Linked DNA regions of Homo sapiens: all the other regions are linked to region 1. A link is a loop called in an ENCODE intact Hi-C map of the cell type or tissue named here. Cell type or tissue: mammary epithelial cell. All regions are shown on one strand.

What was found. Peaks named below come from ENCODE experiments on the same cell type or tissue, not always from the same donor. Only the 100,000 strongest peaks of a DNase experiment are listed, where the experiment ranks them.
Region 2: it touches region 1 in a loop (5-fold over the local background); 2 of 110 quality-filtered maps call a loop at or near these places.
Region 3: it touches region 1 in a loop (9-fold over the local background); 4 of 110 quality-filtered maps call a loop at or near these places.

Annotation. Positions count from the first base shown.
Region 1 is chr17:5,773,046-5,781,045 of GRCh38, forward strand. The region is part of intron 1 of LOC339166 (a long non-coding RNA gene); the gene reads left to right. Among named protein-coding and RNA genes, the nearest start is that of NLRP1, 190 kb to the left of the region's middle. In mammary epithelial cell, no CTCF peak of the experiment used is centred here; DNase peaks (open chromatin) are centred at 3,266 and 7,636.
Region 2 is chr17:6,417,276-6,425,275 of GRCh38, forward strand. AIPL1 (AIP like 1 HSP90 co-chaperone) reads right to left here. Exons shown (of 6, transcript NM_014336.5): 6 at 6,463-8,000. Among named protein-coding and RNA genes, the nearest start is that of AIPL1, 14 kb to the right of the region's middle. In mammary epithelial cell, CTCF peaks have their summits at 3,280 (motif pointing left) and 4,919 (motif pointing left); a DNase peak (open chromatin) is centred at 4,916.
Region 3 is chr17:5,833,326-5,841,325 of GRCh38, forward strand. It overlaps LOC339166 (a long non-coding RNA gene), which reads left to right. Exons shown (of 4, transcript NR_040000.1): 2 at 3,856-3,891. Among named protein-coding and RNA genes, the nearest start is that of WSCD1, 230 kb to the right of the region's middle. RefSeq lists an enhancer at 4,186-4,687. In mammary epithelial cell, no CTCF peak of the experiment used is centred here; DNase peaks (open chromatin) are centred at 1,516 and 3,896; H3K27ac peaks cover 4,363 bases.

The DNA of each region.
Region 1 (8,000 bases):
ATGTGTTTGCGATCAGGGAGGACGGGACGGTTGTAGCTTGGGTTGAGATGCACAGACAAGCATCTTCGAACCCACATCAGGTGGGACACCCCGTTTGCTCCCAGGAGGGCTACTGCGGGGTAGGATTAAGTGCTTGTTAAAGAGAAGAGCTGTGGTTGGTGCGGTGGCTCACGCCTGTAATCCCGGCACTTTGGGAGACTGAGGTTGGTGGATCATGAGGTCAGGAGATCGAGACCATCCTGGCCACCATGGTGAAACCCTGTCTCCACTAAGAATACAAAAATTATTCGGGCGTGGTGGCGTGCGCCTGTAGTCCCAGCTACTCAGCTACTCAGCTACTCAGGAGGCTGAGACAGGAGAATCACTTGAACCTGGGAAGTAGAGGTTGCAGTGAGCCGAGATCGCACCACTGCACTCCAGCCTGGGTGACAAAGTGAGACTCCGTCTCAAGAAAAACAAAAACCAAAAACCCCATGTGGAAGGCCTTGGGGTGGGGTGTGTGCGTGGGGGGATTTGCTTCCATCATCCGGCTCATCCAGCACATAATGTTTGTTATATCACTATCTAATGTACAATATATCTTATTTATCTGATTTGTCTGTCTCTCTCTCTGTCTAGAATATAAACCCCATGAAGGCAGAGATTTTTGCCTGTTTTTTTCATATATAATATGCACTTAAATGTTTGTTGAATGAATGAATGCGAGTGTGTATCTATCATGAATCTCAGGCCGTCGATAGTACCCAAATTTTCTTCCCTCTGGCTGAGGTGGGTTGGGGGATTCCGGAGAAGCTGGAGAACTGTTGTAGTTTCTTTCAAGAGTAACACCCCAGAAGCTGCAGCAAGGTTTTGAGCAGTAACATTCCATTTGTGTTTTAGAAAGATGTCTCTGCTGGCAGCGTGGGGGGCAGGCTGGCTTGGGGATGCTGGAGGCTGGAGCTCTAAGTAGAGGATGGTGTTATCCAAGACCCGGAGGCATCAGGACCTGCAAAAGTGCTGTCAAAACAGGAAAATGCTGTGAACTTTAACAAAATTGTCAAGTTCACCAACTTTTTTTTTTCTCTGTTAAAGATCTTGCTTGCTTGACTGGTTTTTCCAAATTCCCAGAGCTTCTCTGAAGTCAGTCAATATGGCATTATTGTCATTTGGGGAACAGTAAACCTTTGAAAAATGCCTTTTGCGTTCTGGATTTGTGGAAACCGTTTGAACCGTGGTGAGTCCTTCGAAACACAGTGTTTTGATTTTCTCAATAATTTCTTGAGGATCATTAGAAATGGGAATTCAAGAGTTAGGATGGATTTTTCCCATAGGCTGCATACATGTCACAAAGCATGATTTATTGTGGCACTTCAATAAGAACTTATGGAACAGGCAAAGGTGTCCACTCAGCAGCCCTTAGGAAGCTCATTTTTGAGGCTTACGGGTCCGCTGTTTTCCAGACGCCAGGAGGTGTGGGCAAGAGCCTGTCTCAGGGTGGGAAGATTGCTCTTGGTAACTCATGAGTCCTTCACACCTGGGGTTGAGCCACCTCCACCCCCCAGCCTCCACCTCCACCCCCCAGCCTCCACCTCCACCCCCCAGCCTCCACCTCCACCCCCCAGCCTCCACCTCCACCCCCAGCCTCCACCTCCACCCCCCAGCCTCCACCTCCCACTGCTGCATGGAGCCCTATCAGACCAGGTGACCCTCAAGCATCCTTCAAAGCCTGCAAGGTTTTGGGATTTGGAGTTCAAGTGCAAACTCATTTAGTTCATGCCTTACTAGTCAGTGCCCAGGGAGATAGGGAGTAGGTGGGGTTGGTCGTGCCAGGGTCTGGGATGGTACAGGCTGGTCTGGAGTAGGAGGGAGTAGAAAGAGAATAAACTTGTTTCCTCCTTTTTTATCCCTTCCAAGGAAGGATTGAAAGGGTATGTCCAAGGGCATTATGGAAACTATGGCTTTGCCAGAAGGTGTTGATGAGAGAGACAGTCACGGGTGACTGAGGCCCTGGCTGTGGTCTTCACTGCCATCCCTAAGAATCTGTTTTGGTATTTTATGTGTGGCAGGAAAGAAATCCTATGTTCTCACCAGCCTCACTAGACCCTGATGTCTAGTGTGGTTCTGCACACATGCTGCCAGTCCCTTCTCCGAGCTCCTGCCCATGCTGCGCCTTCTGCCTCAAATGTACTTCCTCGTGCACGTGGCTCGAATCTACTAGTGTTTTAATACTCAGCATGGGAGAACCCCCTCTGTGCTTCCTAGGACTTGCCCCAGCAGAGTTAATGGCTCTGAGTGCCCTTTATACAGCCCGTATCACATTGCAATGTTGCCTGTTTGCCCTCCCAAGAATGCCTGAGGGTGGAGAAAGGTCTCATACATTCTTGCAGCTCCGAAGGCCAGCACAGGGGCAGGCACATAGTAAATGGTGGTTGAATTTTACTAATCTGTCCGGGCTCAGAGTCCTGCAGACCTGAGTTTGAATCTTCTCTCCTGACATTTGTTAGCTCTGTGACCTTGCGCGAATCAACTGGCAAGCTCATCAGCCTGTTTCCTCACCTCTGTACCTGACCAGGGGAAGGTTAAGTAGATGGAATGGGTTCTATAAACTGAAAAAACAAAAACAAAAAAACACACATATAATACTTATTGAGCCACCTGTTATGTGCCAGAAACAGCCCTGAGCTCTTTACATGTATAAACTCTCTAAATTTTCACAACAACCCTACGAGCTAGGTACTATTGTCATCTAATAATAATGTGAGGAAACTGAGGTGCAGGTGTTAAGTCACTGGCCTACGACCACACAGCTAGAAAGTAGCATGATTGGGATTTGAACCTGGAGAAGGTAGCTCCAAAGTCCATGTGCCTAACCATAATCCCAGCTCCCCGAGGACATCGCTATTAATATTTATTGAGTACCTACTATTGGCTGAGCACTTTATTTCAACTCATCCTCACAGAAACTCAATCAGGTATTATTACTCTTATATGAGAGATGAGAAAATTGAGGCTCAGAGAGGTTAAGGAGCTTGTCTAAGGTCACACCGGTAGTGACAGAGTTAAGATGCTAGCTGATGAGCCCTAAAGCCTGTGATTCTTTTCTATTCCTTTCTCATTTCTTACTCCCTTAATTGTATTGCAGAAGAAACAGAAGACCAGGGAACAAAGGTGTTTTGCCTGGAGCCATGCAGTGGCTTCTTGGTGGAGCAGGAATTAAGACTTAGCCTTGGTTAACCACAGCTTTGCAACAACCACCTCCTGCCAAACCTTAGTGACTCAGAACTATAGTAACATCTTATTTTCCTTGATTTGTGATTGGCTGGCTGTTCTGCTGCTGGTATTTCTGGGCTCACTGTGTTCCCTGGATGGTTGGGCGGGCTGGCCTCACTGTACATGTCTGGCTGTTGGCTGGGTTCCTCAGTTAACCTCCATGTGGCCCCTCAAGATCAGTTTTCTTACATAGCGGTCTCAGGGGAGAAAGAGGGAGAAAGCAGAAACAGCAGGACCCCTCAAGGTCTGGCCCAGAAGATCCTGGCATCACTTGGACTGAATTTTATTGGTCAGTGCAAGTCACAGGTGAGCTCAGATATAAGGAGAGGGAAAATAGACTCTGCCTCCTGGAGGGAGGAGCTGCAAAGCCGTCTTGTGGTAAATACATAGGAATGGTTGAGGCCATCCTGAAAATTCTTCCTAGAGGCCAGGCATGGTGGCTCACGCCTGTAATCCCAGCACTTTGGGAGGCAGAGGCGGGCAGATCACCTGAGGTCAGGAGTTTGAGACCAGCCCGGCCAACATGGTGAAACCCCCTCTCCACTAAAAATACAAAAATTAGCCGGGCGCTGTGGTGCATGCCTGTAATCCCAGCTACTCGGGAGGTTGAGGCAGGAGAATCGCTTGAACTGGGGAGATGGAGGTTGCAGTGAGCCAAGATTGCATCAGTGCACTCCAGCCTGGGTGACAGAGTGAGATTCTGTCAAAAAAAAAAAAAAAAAAATTCCTAGAGTTCCTGACTCCCAGCCTGGTGCTCTTTCCCCTCCCGTGTAGTTGGGACATTTTGCTCTTCTTCAGCCCATGCCTGGTATCGGTTTATTGTACTAAAAGACTCGGTTTAGCTTGGCCTAGACTTTTTTTCCTGAGTCAAGTAGTGCAGGGCTCAGGGAGGCCTCAGGCTCCTGCAACTTGCCTCTCCATTCCGAATCCCTTGGTGATGGCCACATTTGGCTTTGAGTGTCCTTGTGGTTTGGGCCACCCCCTGATCTCTGCCCTCTCCACAGCTGGTCTGGGAGGGTACTGCTCATTCTAATGGCCTGGGTCAAGCCAGCTTCACCCCATGGGCTTCTGACCTCCTTTCTGGCCCTTGCTGTCCTGCCCTGCCAAAAGGGCACTTTATTAGTAAGTGAGATTTCCTGGAAAACCTCCAAGGGCCTGGAATGACTGAATATTTCAGGCTAAGTGGGAAAAACTACCTGAAAGCACAGAGGATGGGAATGAGTGTCCAGGGCAATTAAGAAAAAATGTGCAAATCTTGGTTCCCTTTTGCATTTCAGGCCAAGAGGGGGAACTCTGGCCTCAGAAGAATGGCCAGGAAAAAACATACACCTTGAGCTGGGTTCAAATCAGCAAAACTTCAGCAACTGCTTACTTCTGGCCAACTCAGGTCACCTGCAGCCAGGTGCAAAGGTGTGTGCCAGAATGAGAGAGACTGTATTTCAGGAAAGATTTGTGCTATGTGAGGCGCTGCTGTTTTAGGGATGGAGGGTGATGACAGAAGATTTGTAACCCTTTAACTGTGATGCAAAACAGAATAGTGAAAGAAATCCCCCTTCTGGGTGTATATCCAAGAGGAGCAAAAGCAGGGGCTTGGACAGAGATTTGCACACCCATGTTCATAGTAGCGTTATTCACAAGAGCCAAAAGGTGGAAGCTTAAACATGATAAAGTTGCTAAATTATATATGTATGTTTTTACCTCAAATGCTTTAAAAAAAAAGTGAAAACAATCCAAAGTGTCTATTAATGGGTAAACAAAAGGTGGTATTCAGGCTTCAAAAGAAGTGAGATCCTGACACATGCTACACCATGGATGAACCTTGAAGACATTATATGCTGAGTGAAATAAGCCAGATACCAAAAGACTGTATGATTCCACTCATACGTGGTTCCTAGAGTGGCCAAAATCAGGGACAGAAAGTAGAATGGTGATGGCTGGGGTGGGGGAAGCGGGGCAAGGGGGAGTTGGTTAATGGGTACAGAGTTTCAATTTTGCAAAATGAAAAGAGTTCTGGAGGTGGTGGTGATGGCTGCACAGTGTGAATGTGTGAATGCCACTGAGCCGTACACTTAAAAATGGTCAAGATGGTAAATTTGATGTTGTGTATATTTTTCTGCCCAAAAAAAAAAAAAGATCCTTAGAAGTGCAATAGAAAAAAAATGTGGGAAGTGGCTGGTTACATTTCCAGGCCACGTGCCATGTGCAGAGCGGGACTGGGAAAGTTTCGGGGACATCAGGAGGGAGACCCTGGACAAAGGAGGGGAGTGCACAGAGCAGGTTCATTCTCCAAAGCCAAGGTCAAGGTCACACTCCTCTCCACAGACCCAACTGTGAGTCCTGAGATGCCCCAGACAATTAAATAAGGCTTGAATCAAAATGATATTTTACTTTGAAAAAAGAAAAAGCAAGAATCACAGGTGTTTTCTTTCCACCCTTTGGATATATGGCATCTGACTGTGAATGGTATGTAACCACTTTTTAAGGGAAAAATAGGCATGTATGTTTACTAGTGAATCAAGCAAAATAAAAATCAACTGGCCACATTGGCCCTGACCTTTTACTTACCACCTTCTTCCCGTAGGAATTCTTGCTCTTGGAGTGTGTGCCGTCCGAGAGTCTCCACACTGAAATGTTCTTTAATCCAGGGCCTCTTTGACATTGTTCTGCACAGGTTCTACTATGGGAATGCAGGAGGTTCATCTTTAGGATCTGTTTGCCTTCATCAACATGACTTATAACCCTCGTGCTTCCTCCACAGATGGCACAGCCACCTTTTGCTGTTTCTTAATCCAGAGCTTTCATTTAAAGATGATAAAAGAAAACATCTGCCGGGCACGGTGGCTCACACCTGTAATCTCAGCACTTTGGGAGGCCAAGGTGGGTGGATCACCTGAGGTCAGGAGTTCGAGGCCAGCCTGGCCAACATGGTGAAACCCCAGCTCTACTAAAAATACAAAAGATTAGCTGGGCGTGGTGGCAGGTGCCTGTAATCCCAGCTACTTGGGAGGCCGAGGCAGGGGAATTGCTTGAACCTGGGAGGCGGAGGTTATAGTGAGCCGAGTTCATGCCGTTGCACTCCAGCCTGGGCAACAAGGGTGAGACTCTATCACAAAAAAAAAAAAAAAAAAAAAACTTGGGCAGTAAAAGAGCTCATGAAGCACCATGGCCAGCCCCCCAGAGAGGGGAACACTGCTTTGGGAAACATTTTCTAGTGATGCTGCAAATAGCATGTGCCCTGTGACTGGCCTTCCCGTGGTGCTGTGAGTCTGTGCCTGCTCAGGCCTCCAGCATGGTGACAGGCAGTTGAAACCACCACTTTGTTTCCAAAAGCATAAAAGGATTATGCATAAACTGAGAGGTGGGTGGATAAGCAGAGACACAGAAACTCCAGAGTGTGAATGGTCTGGTTGGGGTTGAGGATGAACGTGGGGAGGTGAGGAGTAAAGAGGGACAGGGACCCACCTACTGTGTGCTGAAACCCCAGTAGGCACTTTCTAAAGTCTGTTCACTTCTCACCACAGTCTTGTGAGTTAGGAGTTTATGACAATAAAATAGTTGAGGGCCGGTTGCAGTGGCTCATGCCTGTAATCCCAGCACTTTGGGAGGCCAAGGTGGGTGGATCACCTGAGGTCAGGAGTTCGAGAGCAGCCTGGCCAATATGGTGAAACCCAGTTTCTACTAAAAAAAAAAAAAAAAATTAGCCAGGCATGGTGGCGGGTGCCTGTAATCCCAGCCACTCTGGAGGCTGAGGTGGGAGAATTGCTTGAACCTGGGAGGCGGAGGTTGCAGTGAGCCGAGATTGCATCATGGCACTCCAGCCTGGGCGACAGAGTGAGACTGTGTCTGAACAAACACACAAAAAATAGTTGAGGAAAGTGAGGCCCAAAGTGTAAACAACTAATTAGTTGGGGATGAGGATCTGAAATGTCTGGATGGCCCCATAGTCAACTGGTTCTCACTCCCATCACATTGACACAGCTTCTGCTTTGAACTTTAACCTGTGAGCCACAGGCAACCACCAAAGGGTTCTAAATAGGGGAGTGATGGGTTCAGAACTAAGTTTTAGCAAAAGCCCTCTGGCAGAAAGGTGGATGATGGATGGGAGGGAGTACTGGGGCTAGGGGGCAGAGACCAGTTCTGAGATTTACTGTAGACTCAGTAAAAGCATTGGAAGTAGGGCAGGAAATGGAGGTGGGGTGGGGAAGATGTGTTAACCATAATCGTATATTGTATAACTTGGTTCTTAAAAAACATATTGGGAGGTAAGAATTTTCCTTGCTGTTTTATAAATAAGGACACCAAAGTCATATGACCGGAAGGCTCCCAGCCTGGATCTGAACTTGAGTGCCTATGACTCAAAGGCTCCTGTAATTTCCTCTAAGCCACCTCATGAGCGCTCCCGCGTGGGCGGTGTCAGATTGGATCCAGACGTGAGGAGAAAGGCAAGGTAGAGTGGCTTTAGAGATATAGAAGTAAGCCGCGGTGGTGGAGTTCTTACCTGGAGAAAGAGAAATCAGGAGGGCGTGGGTTTGGACGCAGCAGGGTATCCAGTGGAAACACTAAGCCAGCAGCTGGAAGTGGAAGTTAGAGGCCTGAAGTCTGGAGATCGCAGATGGGCTGTGGGTTTGAGAGTCTGAAGGGTAGACCTGCTGTCTGAAGGAATGGGAGTGAAGAGGAGAGAGGAGATGTGAGAGAGAAAAAGGAGAGACGGGGAGGAAAGAAGAAAGAGAAGAGAGATGCTGATAGGGCCT
Region 2 (8,000 bases), 640 kb after region 1:
ATGCTAGTTTACCTAACCTTTCCATTAAAACCTCAAGCGGGAGAGGAATGGAGAAAGAGGCTGAGCAAGGAGCAGCCGCCTATCCCGAGCGCTCAGAGGTGGTCAAGATGACGCCTCACTCATGGACCGTTCCATCAAGGTGAAATTCAAGACAGACGCTCCAGGTACAAAACTTGGCAAGCCCAGGGAGGAAGATTAAAAACCCGCATGCAGATGTCAGCTGTCAAAGCAACCACACCTGGACTGCCACAGCGTCCTCACAGGCAGCTGACATGGTGAGGAGCTGTTACTGGGGGGAAATCGGGACACGGGTAAGCCTCAGGCAGCCCCTCCATCCTAAGCTCCCTCCACCCTAAACTATTGTTGAGACCCTATAGAAACAATGGCCTTGCAGGAAACTGAAAGTAGTTTACTCACCGTGCAGCTCAAGCAGCACGAGAGTGGCCTGTGACGTGGAGGCAGATGGCGTCCGAGAGAGACTCTCAGAGCAACACTACAACAGACTTGTGTTCTGCATCACAAAGACATCTTGTCACCTGGTCCCCAGCTGCTCTTCCACACAAACACCACGCCCTGTGGTGGCTGTGGAACCTCCCCTCTCCACTGTTAAGACACACCATTGGCCGGGCACGGTGGCTCACGCCTGTAATCCCAGCACTTTGGGAGGCCATGGCAGGCAGATCATGAGGTCAAGAGACTGAGACCAGCCTGGCCAACATGGTGAAACCCCGTCTCTACTAAAAATACAAAAATTAGCTGGGCGTGGTGTCACACACCTGTAGTCCCAGCTACTCGGGAGGCTGAGGCAGGAGAATCATTTGAACCCGGGAGGTGGAGGTTGCAGTAAGCCGAGATCGCACCACCGCACTCCAGCCTGGGCAACAGAGTGAGATTTCATCTCAGAAAAAAAAAAAAAAAAAATTACCTGGTTAATCCACATTTTGCTCAGGTCTTCATTAGTAAATTTACCATGGTGAAAAATAAAGCCCTGGCCAGGCGTGGTAGCTCATGCCTGTAATCCCAGCACTTTGGGAAGCCGAGGTAGGTGGATCATCTAAGGTCAGGTGTTCAAGACCAGCCTGACCAGCATGGAGAAACCCCATCTCTACTAAAAATACAAAGTTAGCCGGGCGTGGTGGTGCATGCCTGTAATCCCAGCTACTCTGGAGGCTGAGGCAGGAGAATCGCTTGAACCCGGGAGGCGGAGGTTGCAGTGAGCCAAGACGGCACCATTGCACTCCAGCCTGGGCAACAAGAGCGAAACTCCATCTCAAAAAATAATAATAATAAAATAAAATTTAAAAAAAATAAAGCCCTGAGGAAAGGGTTTCCTTGAGTTCCCCCCAACCCCCTGTAAGAAAAACTAGATCTAACTAGAGCGCCATGCTCCGATCTAGTTAGTTCAAGTCATCTTCAATCTCATCACTTATTGGTGATCTACAGGTGGAAGGATCCCAAGCTTGCATCCAACTCATGTGCATCAACTCTGGGCTCAGCCACTTGCAGCTGTGAGCCAGGCAGCCCATATTCCTCCCTAAGCTGAGACTCCTTTGCCAAATGGAGCCAATGATGACCACTTGAGGTGGGGAGGTGGCACTCACAAAGAGGTGCTGCTGTTACTTCCCAGGGCTTGCACCAAGCCTCCTGCAGAGCCACACTGGTGAAAGTTGAACTGTTTGCTAAGTTAAATATGACTGATGACCCAGCAATCCCATTACTGGGTATATACCCAAAGGATTATCAATCACTCTACTATAAAGACACATGCACACTTAGGTTTATTGCAGCACTATTTACAATAGCAAAGACTTGGAGCCGGCCCAAATGCCCATCTAGACTAGATGAAGGAAATGTGGCACATACACACCATGGAATACTATGCAGCCATAAAAAATGAGTTCATATCCTTCGCAGGGACATGAATGAAGCTGGAAAACATCATTCTCAGCAAACTAACACAGGAACAGAAAACCAAACACTGAATGTTCTCACTTATAAGTGGGAGTTGAAAAATGAGAATACATGGGCTGGGCGTGGTGGCTCACACTTGTAATCCCAGCGCTTTGGGAGGCCAAGGCGGGTGGATCACAAGATCAAGAGATCAAGACCATCCTGGCCAACATGGTGAAACCCTGTCTCTACTAAAAATATAAAAATTAGCCGGGCATGGTGGCACGTGCCTATAATCTCAGCTACTCAGGAGGCTGAGGCAGGAGAATCACTTGAACCCGGGAGGCGGAGGTTGCAGTGAGCCGGGATTACGCCACTGCACTCCCGCCTGGCAACAGAGTGAGACTCCGTTTCCAAAAAAATAAAAAAGAAAGAGAGAAAGTAAAATGAGAATACATGGACACAGGGAGGGGAACATCACATATCAGGGCCTGTCAGGGGATGGGGGGAAAGGGGTGGGAGAGCATTAGGAGAAATACCTAATGCATGCGGGCCTTAAAACCTAAATGACAGGTTGATAGGAGCAGCAAACTACCACGGCACATGTAATGTATACCTGTGTAACAAACCTGCACATTCTGCACATGTATCCCAGAATTTAAAGTAAAATTTTTTAAAAAAGAAAAAAAAAATCTGACTGAGGTTGCCTGGCCATTTCTCACAGACAGGGAGGCGCCTTGGCCCCAGGACAAGCAACACCTGCACCTGTGCTGTATTCCTTTGCCACGTTTGCAACTCCAGATGCAGGCCAGGCCCTTAGATGTCACTTCTGGTTAGACCTTCTCCCAGCAGGTGGCCCTGCCATGGAGGGCATCAACTGAGGCTGTGGGAGGCAGCCGTGTCCCAGGGGCTGGAAAATGCCAGCTCTAATACCCATTTGTGGCATCTGGGCTTAAGTTCAAATTCTGCCCACACCCCTGAGGAGCTGGAGACACTGTGTGTGTTCTCAGCCTCCTCGGCTCTCCTCTGCTCCCTGCATCCTGGTGGAGATGTGATACCTGCTCAGGCAGGGTCTTGGCAGCCAACAGGTGGCTTATGCAAACAGAGTAGCCACAGAAGCAGAATGAAGATGCGGGAGGGATTGAGAAGCCAGTAAGGAATGGGGGGAGCTAGCAAGAACGAGCAGGGGTGGGAAGCCATTGCTGTGCTGAGGCTGCAGGACCTGGGGAGGCACTGCTTGGAGACCAGTGAGAGCCGTGGCCGGGGACACCTGCTGTGACCACAGGTAAAGAGCGCAACCCCTGCCAGACTGCAGCCCAGCGAGGAGGGAATCAGAAAAGCAAACAGCCCAGTGCCCTCCTCCCGCAAGCAGGTCTCCTGCTGCTGCCTCCTGCCGGCCAAACCCAACGGGAAGGCAGAGGGCACGGGAGCCGGGACATATGTAGGCTGAGCCTCTAGGGCACCCACCAGCGAGGCAGAGGACAGATCGGAGACCCACAGAGACTAAGCGGCAGTATAATGAACCCCCTGAAAGATGCCCACATTTGAATCCCCAGAGCCTGTGGATAGGTTACTTTTTTTTTTTTTTTTTTGAGACGGAGTCTTGCTTCTTCACCCAGGCTGGAGTGCAATGGCACAATCTCGACTCACTGCAACCTCCGCCTCCCGGGTTCAAGCAATTCTCCTGCCTCAGCCTCCCCAGTAGCTGGATTTACAGGCACGTGCCACCACCCCCAGCTAATTTTTGTATTTTTAGTAGAGACAGGGTTTCACCATGTTGGTCAGGCTGGTCTCGATTTCCTGACCTCAAGAGATCCACCCACCTAAGCCTCCCAAAGTGCTGGGATTACAGGCGTGAGCCACCGCGCCCAGCAGGTTACTTTCTAAGGCAAAGGAATTTTGCAGCTGTGATTATTACATTAAGGGCCTTGAGGTGGGGAGGTGAGCCTGGATTACCTGGCAGGTGGGGGCAATGTAAGCACAAGGGTCCTTATAAGAGGGAGACAGGAGGGTCAGGGACCCGCAGAAGCCTCATGGTGACGGAAGCAGAGGGACGCAGAGTGGAAGATGCTCCATTGCTGCCTTTGAAGGGGCCACAAGGCAAGGAATACAGGCAGCCTCTAAAAGCTGAAATAGGCAGGAAAGAAAATGGACTCTCTCCTCCGGCCTCTGGAAAGAACACAGCCCTGCCTGCCAACCCGTTTTAGAATCCCTGACCTCTGGAACTATAAGAGAATACGTGTGTGTTGTTTTAAGCCATTAAGTTTGTGGTAATTTGCTGCATCCACCATGGGAAACTATTGCCCCTGCACAATACCCGAGGAAGGGGGTGTCCCTCGGGCCACTCAGCCCCTTACTGCTGACCCAAAGGACTCCCTGGTCTCAGGGTGTCTGTCAACTCCAGAGGTCAGTATGGTGGCTCCTGCCTGGGAGCAAATGCCTTGGTTTGGTTAACTAGTAATGATTCCTGAGGACGTGCCAGGCCAAAGGGGGCTTCAAAACCCACACAAGGTCGTTTCGTGCTGACCCTTCCAACTGCTCCCAAACAAAGGCTATTGGCATTGCCGCAGGTTGCTGCCTGATAGAAGTTTCACATTCTCTCCTTTTTTAAAAAAAAATGCATCATACCCACATACGAAGCATCCAGTGAAGGAGGCAGCACAGTATAGAAAAGAAAAGAAAAGAAAAAAAAGAAAAGAAAAGAAAAGAAAAGAAAAGAAAAGAAAAGAAAAGAAAAGAAAGCCCCAGCCCAGACTCCTGGAAACCTGATGCTAATCCTGGAGCTACTGCCCCTCTCTAAGCCTCAGTTTCCCCATCTGTACAAGGGGTTGGGACTGAGTTGCCTCCAAGGACCTAGTTTGCTGGCAGCCTCATTCCATAGTTCTAAATGCCTCCTTTCCTGTCATCAGCTTGCCTGACCTTGTGACCTGCAGCGTCAGGGATGGTCAGGGCTGATGGAGAACCGCCACATCCGGAGCCCAAAGCGGCCATCTCCTACCCTGGGGACCCGTCTGCTTGGTCTCTGCTGCCACCTGCTGGCAACTTGAAAACAAAGCCTTCCGGCTGGATCTCCGGGAAAGAAGCCCTTGGAAGAGAGGCCCTGCAAACTATTGCAACTGCCCGCCCAGACCTGACCAGCCACGCCCTTCCTTTAGGTTGGTTTTCAGGGAGCAGAAGGAAGCCCATGCAGCAACCAGAGCCCTGGATGGGAGGCTGCCTGCATCTCTCCCCATGTCTGCCTCCCGCCTCCTCTGCACTAGGAAGATGGGGTGTGGGATGCGGCAGTTTCTGAACAGTGGTTCTACTGGCCCAGCCTCTGCCTTCAGAGGATTGTAACAATAGGACAAGGGTCCCTGTGCACCCTCTCTCCAGGGTATCTCCACCACATGCTATGGGCTTCCTGGTCCCTATCCCCTTTTTCCTGTTTTCAGACATCCAGAGGCATCAGAAGGGGAGCTGTCCACACGGGATGAGCCGGACAGGACCAAGCCCGAGCATAGGCTGCATTCGGGCCTCTGTCCAGCCAGGGAGCCCACAGGCCACGTTCTCACCACAAATGAGGGGGGCACCCTCGCTGCTCGTTGTCCCCAAAAGAAAGGGTAGCTGGTAGGATAGCTACATTCAGACAATGGACAGGGCAAAGGAGACTGGGAAGTCTGCGAGCCACAGTCCCTGGCCCCGAAGTAATGCCCCTTGCCAGGCCCCTCATCTGTTTCTGAGCCACACTCGACTCTGGCTGCCCAGACAACATCCAGGCCTTTCCCCGTAGGCAGCGCTGCCAGGAGGCAGCAGTGAAGGTCCCCTTGGCTCTCTGGCCCCAGCCTCCCTCCCTGTTCCACCTTCTGCAGTTCGAGGCACTCGCTTTGGCCTCAGGACACACCTGCCTTGCTCCCTCTGCAGGCCATAACATCCCCTTCCTCTGACCTCTTCTAAAATCTCCTCTCTCACGTGGTTCCTTCATACTATGGCCCACTGGACTACTGAGCCTAATCATCCAAAAATTGAAACCCCTTTTCTTCAAGGGTGGGAAGGCTTACACATCAAACCTTCTAGTACTGCAAGAAAAAAGGAAGAAGAGGCCGGGCGCGGTGGCTCACGCCTGTAATCCCAACACTTTGGGAGGCCGAGGTGGGCAGATCACCAGAGGTCAGGAGTTCGAGAGCAGCTGGCCAACATGGTGAAACCCCGTCTCTACTAAAAATACAAAAAATTAGCCAGGCACAGTGGCACACACCTGTAATCCCAGCTACTCAGGAGGCTGAGGCACGAGAATTGCTTGAACCTGGGAGGTGGAGGTTGGAGGTTGCAGTGAGCCGAGATCAAGCCAGTGCATTCCAGCCTGGGCAACAGAGTGAGACTCCATCTCAAAAAAAAAATGAAAAAGAAAAAAGGAAGAGGAGAAGAGAAGAAAAACATAAAACACTGCCATGTTAAAATGTACATTATCACTCCAGATGCCAGAAATATCCTCATTCTGGTGTCCCAGGGGTCACGAAATTGGAACCACAGAGAAAGCAATGCAGTGGAAGCATTGCGCTGGGCCCTGTGGGGAAACACACCTACACAGCCACAATCATGCAAATGCTGTTTATTGATTTTCAGATTGTAGAATCAACCTATGGACAAAGCACAGAAGATTTAGTTTTGCTTACAGAGCAGAAGGTAGATGTTAACAACAAGGAAGATGGAAAAGTAAAGTACATCAGAACTTTAGGGATACAGTTAGCGCTGGGGGAACCCCTGCTGGGTGGAGACAAGCTCTGGGGCAGAAGAGAAGCCCAGGAAGCCCTTGGCAGTTGACTACGTGGCCCTGGGCTGGATACTTCGTCGCCCCCCTGCCCCACCCCACACACCTGGGTGGTGCTAGAGGATGTCGCTGGCGTGATAGCCCCTCCTCGTACCCGTCCTTTAGGGAGGACGAAGAGGAGGGAGAGAGTTGGAAGGGGAAGGTCCCAACGCTGCCATGCTCATCAGACACAGAAGGAGGTCACCAGACTGAGGCAGGCGGTGGAGCTTGGACACCAGACTAACTTGAAGATGAGCTAAAACAGGGGCGAGTGGAAGCGGCTTTCCCTAAGGCATGACCCCCAGGGTGCCATGTCAGTTTACCATTGCCGTGGCAACACCCTGGCATACTGCCCTGTTCCGTGGCAAAGACCCCAGGACCCAGAAGTTACTACTCCTTCCCTAGAAATCTTTGTATATGCAGCTCCTTAATCTACATGTAATTAAAAGTGGGTATAAATCTGACTGCAGAACTGCCCTGAGCTGCTGCTCGCTGCCTATGGGGTAGCCCTGCTCTGCAGGGCAGTCACAGAGCTGCAACACTGCAGCTTCAATACAGCTGTTTTGGTTTTGGTTTTGTTTGTTTTTCTTTTGTTTTTTGTTGTTGTTTTTGTTTTGTTTTGTTTTTTGAGATGAAGTTTTACTCTTGTTGACCAGGCTGGAGTGCAATGACGTGATCTTGGCTCACTGCAACCTCCGCCTCCCAGGTTCAATCAATTCTCCTGCCTCAGCCTCCCAAGTAGCTGGGATTATAGGCGCCCGCCACCACGCCCAGCTAGTTTTTTTGTATTTTTAGTAGAGATGAGGTTTCACCATGTTGGCCAGGCTGGTCTGGAACTCCTGACCTCAGGTGATCCACCCGCCTCGGCCTCCCAAAGTGCTGGGATTATAGGCGTGAGCCACCGTGCCCGACCACAGCTGTTTTCTTCTACCCTACCACTGGCGCTTGCCTTTGAAATCTTTCCTGGGGGAGGCCAAGAACCCTCTCAGGCTAAGCTCCAGTGTCGGGGCTTGCCCACCCTACATCAAGACCCACTAAAGTCAGTGGGATTCTAGAGAGCTCTAAGTGTCCTGCGTAAAGTTACAAAAATCACCGAGATGACCCCCAAATGTAACTATCCAAAATGGGGAGACAGGGAGGGGTATCAGGCATGAGAAAGGATCAGAGCATCAAATCCTCATTTGTCATTGACATGGGGTAAAATCTAGAAACTGATTTAAACAGATTACTTGGAAATAGAGAAAACTACCAGAAGAATTAAAAACAGGGTCAATTAAAACCATGGCACGGAAGGAATGAGAGGGGTAGAGGAGAAAACTACTTT
Region 3 (8,000 bases), 60 kb after region 1:
GTTTTATATTCATGTAACTTTCTGTATGGCCCCTGAGGTCTTTTGATTGTCACACTGGTTAAATAAATAACTATTATTTTACAAAGACAATGACCTGTAATTTTGTTTTGTTCCAATGTTTTGAAACTTCTGACATATTTGACGTATTTTCCAAGGGTGAAAATCCTAAATTAAGTCTTTTTGGATTAAATATTAGGTTGGTGCAAAAGTAATTGCAGTTTTAATTGCAGTTTTTGATCTAATATATGTATTTGGTGAATTATATGGAAAACAATGACAATAAATGATACTAATCTTCCTTCAGTTACATCTATGGGTATGTTGTTGATATAAATGTTCCAAAAAGTATGTAAATTATAAAAACCCAATATGTTATCAGTCATAATTTTGATTATGTTAATTTTTTCTAAAATTATATGGCTATGTTATTAATATGAGTATTCTAAAGATTACATAAAATTTATAAAAGTCTAATGGTCCTGATATGACACTGTCAGTCATAGTTGTGGTTGTTATCTTAAAATGCTACATGCAATGGAAATAACTAAATTTCTTTGTCAATTGGGAATTTTCATCAGATTTAACCTATGGCTATTCAAAGTTTTTGTGATCATAGCTTTTTTTTTTCTTTAAATTGAGACAGAGTCTCACCCTGTCACCCAGGGTGGAGTGCAGTGGTGCAGTCTCAGCTCTCAGCAACCTCCATCTGCCAGGTTTATGCGATTCTCCTGTTTCAGCCTCCCGAGTAGCTAGGATTATAGGCGTGCACCACCTCGCCTGGCTAATTTTTTGTATTTTTAGTAGACACAGGATTTTGCCACGTTGCCCAGGCAGGTCACGAACTCCTGAGCTCAAGTGATCCACCCGCCTCGGCCTCCCAAAGTGCTGGGATTACAGGCCAGAGCTATTGTTTTGAAATCTTCTCTAGAAACATTTGCAATCAGCTATACTCCAAAACTGCTTTCCATGGAAGAGACTCTAACAAGTCCTTTTGAATACAGATTTCCGATAACTTTAAGAATAATAGACTAAATAAAAACTTCCATAAAAAGTTGTACATCAAGATCACTAACCCAACATCAAACAAAACAAGAATTACACGGGACTGCACTCATAGAGGACTAAAATGATTTTTATGACTTTTAAAAAAATTGCTAATTCTTTTTATATTCTGTTTTCCAACGTCAAAAAGTTTTCCTTCTTTTGAGCCACCTTACAACAATTGGGTAAAGTATGCTTTTGTGAACAAAATTAAGACACTTATTTTCTCTTTACCCAAATTCTCCAGAATATGGAAACTATTCCTCAACAGCTAAGGCCAAAATAATATCACCCAGCAACTGTATGTGATTCATTATTCAGGAAAACAGCACATAGCCTTGTGTCATGTTCTGCCCCATGTTGCTAACAACCTGCCTGCAATAACAAGGTTCTTTCTTTGCATTGAGAGATGAGACTTCCTGGGAATGAGCCTTCTCAGTGCCTAGGGATAAAGAATGTCTATCACTCTAACCTAAGTGGAGATTTATCATCAGTGCTTCCACATGAAGATTTTTGATCAAAAAGGGGAAATGATAACTTACAGGTCACCTTTGGCAGGCTTCCAAATTAACCACCTGGGAAAGGTCTTATGATTCATGGCTTACATCCTGTCTCTGAGTAACAAATCTTTTTTTTTTTTTTCGAGACAGAGTCCTGCTCTGTCGCCCAGGCTGGAGTGCAGTGGCGCGATCTCGGCTCACTGCAAGCTCCATCTCCCAGGTTCACGCCATTCTCCTGCCTCAGCCTCCTGAGTAGCTGGGACTACAGGTGCCCGCCACCACGCCCGGCTAAGTTTTTGTATTTTCAGTAGAGACGGGGTTTCACCTTGTTAGCCAGGATGGTCTCGATCTCCTGACCTCATGATCCACCCGCCTCGGCCTCCCAGAGTGCTGGGATTACAGGCGTGAGCCACCGCGCCTGGCCCCTCTGAGTAACAAATCTTATTGTGAGTCCCTCAAATCTTATTGTGAGTTCCTCAAATTTTTGATGTACTGATTAATATGTAACCTATTAACACTGAAACGGACACTGATTTGTTTCTGATGCATGAAGTTTTGCTGATTGTCTTGCTGTAGGACATTTTGGCCAGTATGCTGTAAACTGTAGCCGATGATTGTAACCTCTGAATTGAACCCACCAATAAAAAAGAGCAACTCTGATATGAGAAGACCCCCTCCCTTCTCCTAAACGTTCTTATAATGGCATTCCAACTTGTAACAGACTTTGGAACACACCTAAATTCGTTGGTGTGTCTTCCCAGGTTGATGCTCACATTTGACTTCTGCTAAAGCTTTTTCAATTTATTTCAGCCTCAAGAGCCTTAATTTTGATCAACAGTGTATAGATTTATTTTAAGGAATAGGTGCATGAATAATGGAAGTTGGCAAGCCTAAAATTCACAGGATAGGCCATCCTGCTGGAGACCCAGGAAAGAGCCACAGTTGCAGTTCTTGTCTGAAACCATCTGCTGGCAGAATTCCCTCTTGCTTGGGGGAGAGCAATCTTTTGTTTTATTCAGGCTGTCAGGTGATTGGATGAGGCCCACCGACTCATGGAGGGCACTCTACCCAAAGTCCACCAATTTAAATGTCAAACTCATCCAAAAACACCCACACAGAAACATCCAGAATAATGTTTGACCAAATACCTGGGCACCATGGCCCAGCCAAGTGGACACACAAAATTAACCATCATAGCTCCCTTGATGGGGGACTGAGGTAGGCTTTTGGATCAAGGAGGGGATGTTTTACACCTCAGTGAGGCTTTGCCCTCCACTTGGGACCCTGGATTCTGTTTGTGAAAGGTCCTGATTGAAGACAGGAGAAGGAGTGGTAACCACAGACTGAGGGTGGGGGATCGCAGACTACACGGCTGTGTCCACAATATCAGGTTCCAAAGGTGGGAAATAAGAGATAACACTAGGATGGCCGGGCGTGGTGGCTCATGCCCGTAATCCCAGCACTTTGGGAGGCCGAGGGGAGCAGATCACGAGGTCAAGAGATTGAGACCATCCTGGCCAACATGGTGAAACCCCGTCTCTACAAAAAATACAAAAATTAGCTGGGCGTGGTGGCTCACGCCTGTAGTCCCAGCTACTCGGGAGGCTGAGGCAGGAGAATTGCCTGAACCTGGGAGGTGGAGTGAGCCGAGATCCTGCCACTGCACTCCAGCCTGGCAACAGAGTGAGACTCCGTCTCAAAAAAAAAAAGAAAAAAGATATTAACACTAGAACTAATGACAAATACCTGAATAGTGCCTACCATGTGCCAACAGTGTCCTAAGGACTTTGTATATTTTAATGCAATTAGTCCCCCAGTAACCTTGTGATATAGTACTCTTATTATCCCCACCGTACAAATGGTAAAAAAAAAAAAAAAAAAAAAAACTGAGGCTAAGCTGGGGTTTGAACCCAGGGAGTCTAACTCTAGAGATTTCACTCTGAATTACTGATCTATACTGAAGGGCAAGTTAGGAATGGCTTGACTAAGATTAGAGATAAAAACCAGGAGATAGAAGCATGTTCTAGTGTTAATCTCAAGTAACTATTTTTTTTTTTTCCTCTAAAAGGCTTAAGTTAACTAGTGGGTAACATTGCCTTTGGAGAAGGAGGCCTCAGGGAAACTGTTAACTCTTAGATGAGAACGAAGAATGAGTGTCTCAGGTTTTGGTGTCAGTGCTTGCTTAGAGAGAGAATGTTCAATCTTTGATTCTTCAAAACTTTGGGAATTGTGTACATGTGGCTGTGCTTGTGTGCATTCAGCAGTTTTGGCTTGTTCATTCATTGACTCACTTTTTTTTTTTTTTGATCTCCAGGAATGTGCTGGCACTGATGACACAGTAATGACCAAGGTAAACAAGGACCTGCTCTAGCCTGACAGGCTGGTAAGGAGAGACAGAAAACAAGGATCTTAGATTGTCAAAGTGCATCCTAGTTTGGCTCTATGAGAGGGACTTGGGCGCTGGTAGTTTACCTGGGAAGTGATTTCAAGAAGCACAAATTGGGCCGGGCGCGGTGACTCATGCCTCTAATCACAGCACTTTGGGAGGCTAAGATGGGTGGATCCCCTGAGGTCAGGAGTTCAAGACCAGCCTGGCCAACATGGTGAAACCCTATTTCTACTAAAAATACAAAAATTAGCCGGGCGTGGTGGCATGCACCTATAATCCCAGCTACTCAGGAGGCTGAGGTGGGAGAATTGCTTGATCACTTAAACCTGGGAGGCCGAGGTTGCAGTGAGCCGAGATGGCGCCACTGCACTCCAGGCTGGGCGACAGAGCAAAACTCTGTCTAAAAAAAAACCAAAAAACAAAGCACAAATTGGGAGGTGGGAAACAGACAGGGAAGGGAAAAAAAGCCCATAACACGTGCATTCGTGAAGGGGTATCACTGTGAGCAGGAACTCAGTCCGGTGGGGATCCTCTGAGGAATGGTGACGCTTGCTCAGGATCATCCCAATGAGAGGTGGGAACTGGGAGTGCATCTATTTACTCCCATCTCCCACTGGCTGAGGGTTGTCTCCAGGGCTGGTCACTTCTCCATGCTCATGGGTTGTGCATTTGGGAAGCTGGACACGTTCTGTGGGGGAGAGGACACCCTTAGGCTGAGAAGCAGAGAGACCCAGGCTCTTGTCTAGGGAGGCAGCCAGCGAGCTGGAACAGTCTGCCTCAGCTCCAGATAAACTCAGAAGCTGGCCACAGGGCTGTGGACAGCGTGTCCACTATGAGGGCCCTGTAGTGAGGGACAGTTTTGCTTGTTCAAGGAGCCAAAAGGACTGAACAGGTGATGGAGGACAGGAGGAGCTGGGCTGGAGAGGTGGGTAGAGGCCAGGCCCCCAATGCCCAGCCACCAGCATAGGGGCTGTGGATTTTCTAAGTACAGAAGAAGTCACAGAGGGTTTCAAGCAGAAGTGCAAAATGAGCTGAGGGTAATTTTTAAAATATGAGAGAGGAGTAAATGCCTGGAGAAGGTAAGGAAACTTGGGCTCCAGGGCATATGGGCCTCTGAGAGGAGCAGGGATGCATCTTCTATTAAGACAGGAGCAAGAGTGGGCACCCGCCTCACACAGGGTTGGCCTAGGAACAGGAGGGAGCTTCTGTTGTTATTTTCTTTTCTTTCTGCCCTGGAGAATGAGGTGCCCCCACTGGCCAAAATGGGAGTTGGGAGGGGATTAAAGGAGAGAGAAGTGACAGTTTTCTTTCTTTCTTTTTTTTAATTTTTTTTTTTTTTTTTTTTTTTTTTGAGGTGGAGTTTCACTCATTTTGCCCAGGCTGGAGTACAGTGGCGCTACCTCGGCGCACTGCAACCTCCGCTTCCCAGATTCAAGTGATTCTCCTGCCTCGGCCTCCTGAGTAGCTGGGATTACAGGCGTCCTACACCACACTTGGGTAATTTTGTGTATTTTTAGTAGAGACAGGGTTTCACCATGTTGGCCAGGCTGGCCTCGAATTCCTGACCTCAGGCAATCTGCCTGCCTCGGCCTCCCAAAGTGTTAGGATTACAGGCGTGAGCCTACATGCATAGCCGACAGAACAGTTTTCTAAGACAGCCACAAAGTGAACCCAAGAGATTAATACGGGAGGGCGGTCCAGAGGGCTTAGTCTCTGAGTGAATTCTGTGGTCATGAATTGAAAGTGTAACAAATCAGAATCAGGTCATTTGAAGTGATTTTCTTGGGTGACATTTAGCTGCTCTGGTGTGGGTGAGCAGAAGTGAGACAGTTGGATTGGAGCAGGCTGGGGTTTGGCCAGGAGAGTGCAGCAGAGGCAGCGAGAAAAGGGTGCTGGGGGCCTCTCAAGAGAGCAGGGGGAATGGGGTTGGTGGCTGGAACCCAGGGCCCCCTGTCTGTATGTGCAGGGCTCTTGAAAGATGTGCACCACAGGGAGTCAATTTGGCTATGGTTTTTGAGTTTGTGCTCCACGACTGAAAATTCATTTATTTCCCACACCACCCTCTCTCCACTTCATTCCCTTTCATTCATTAGAGTAATTGTGAAAAGTATATGAAGTATCTCAATATTTTTTTGAGTATAAAAACCTATTTTAAACATCAAATTGTTTTCTAGGCTTCCAAATGAGTTGTTTAACATCCACCGAGATAGAAAATATCCAATCAAAAGCTATACTAGGGGGACATTTATTTATGGAGCTATATATTTCACAGGTATTACCTCAATACAGTCTTATTTTATAAAATTTAAATACAGAGCAAACCATGGTCAGTTAAAATTTCCAAATGCGAGTCAAGGTTTATTGCTTATTAATGAAGGGTTCTAACACAGGTAGCAAAGGGAGTGAGCTGTTCAAAGATCCTGGGAGAGAGATTTGCCTCTCTTAGCTGGACATGGACCTTTCTTTCTTGCCTCGTTGTCACCTAGCTAGACACAGCTTGTTGTCTGGCATCACGTGGTCATAAAAAAATCAGGTTCCTCTCAGTGGTGGGGCATGGATAATTTGGAACCACCATCAGACATGACTCGCTAATCAAAAACACCAAGTCACAGATCTGAGAAGTAAAGGATAGCGAATTGATCTGGGCCTATTAATTGAATGTTTCAAGCAACAGGGTTTATATCCCGTTCACCCTCAGGTATCACTCACAGGCCCAGGGCCTGGCCTTTCACTGAAGCTCTCAAAACATATCTCCAACCTGCTCTCAAAGACGATGAACGCACAATTTGCTTCCACCTCAGTTTTGGGCAAAACATCACTTTCTTCTTCTTTTTTTTTTTTTTTTTGTTTTGAGACGGAGTCTCTCTCTGTCGCCCAGGCTGGAGTGCAGTGGTGCGACTTCGGCTCACTGCAAGCTCCGCCTCCCAGGTTCACGCCATTCTCCTGCCTCAGCCTCCTGAGTAGCTGGGACTCCAGGTGCCCGCCACCGCGCCCAGTTATTTTTTTGTATTTTTAGTAGAGACGGGGTTTCACCGTGTTAGCCAGGATGGTCTCAATCTCCTGACCTTGTGATCCGCCTGCCTCGGCCTCCCAAAGTGCTGGGATTACAGGCGTGAGCCACCGCGCCTGGCCAAAACATCACTTTCATACATGAAAGTCGCCATTTCTTTACTTATTACTCATACTCCCTTCCCTGTGGGCAACTGTATTAGCCAAATTTTGCATGGCTACCTGAGACTAGGTAATTTATAAAGGAAAGAGGCTGAATTGGTTAATAGTTCTGCAGACTGTACAGGAAGCATGACGGCATATGCTTCCAGGTGAAATGGGAAAGGTTCCCTTGTCCCCCTCAGAGGGCACGTGATGGGGGCGTGGCTCCCTTCTTCAGTGCCCCACTGCTCAAACCTCTAGGGGAGCATACAGATGGGCAGGCTGTGGGGCTCCGACCCCAAGGCAGTGTCTAGGGGTGAATGTTGGCAGCTCCTGAAGCCCCAGTGGGTGTGTGTTACAGGGTGCTCTTTTAGTGTGTGGTCTGTAGGCGGCTTGTGTTAACCAGCTCAAGTAGAGCCCCTTCCTTATCAGAAGGACAGAGGGATTTCTGTATCCCGGGGTTTCTTGCCTTGGTGTACCAGAATAATCGGATCACACGCGGGCTTGGAGAATGAGTGCAAGGTTTTATATTGAGTAGAAGTAGCTCTCAGCAGATGGGGGAGTCAGAAGGCAGATGGTTTTCCCTTGGAGTCAGGCTGCTTGGCTGCCAGGCTCAACTCTGACCACTCAGGCCAAACTCCACATCCTTCCTCTGCTCGATGGCCTGCCGGCCTGCCAGTGCCTGGCGGCCTGCTCTTCTGCCAGCATGCTCTCCACGAGCAGGGGGTTGTGTCTTCTTCCGCCGATGTATTCCTTACGACGTCCAGCAGCTTTATGTCTGCCTGCAAGAGTCTTGTTTTTTTTGTCGTTTTGGTACAGAGTCTCTCTCAGAGATTAAATATTAATCAATATTATTAATATATCATATTAATATATCACATTGTATTAATATGATAATAAAATATCACATTAATATAATA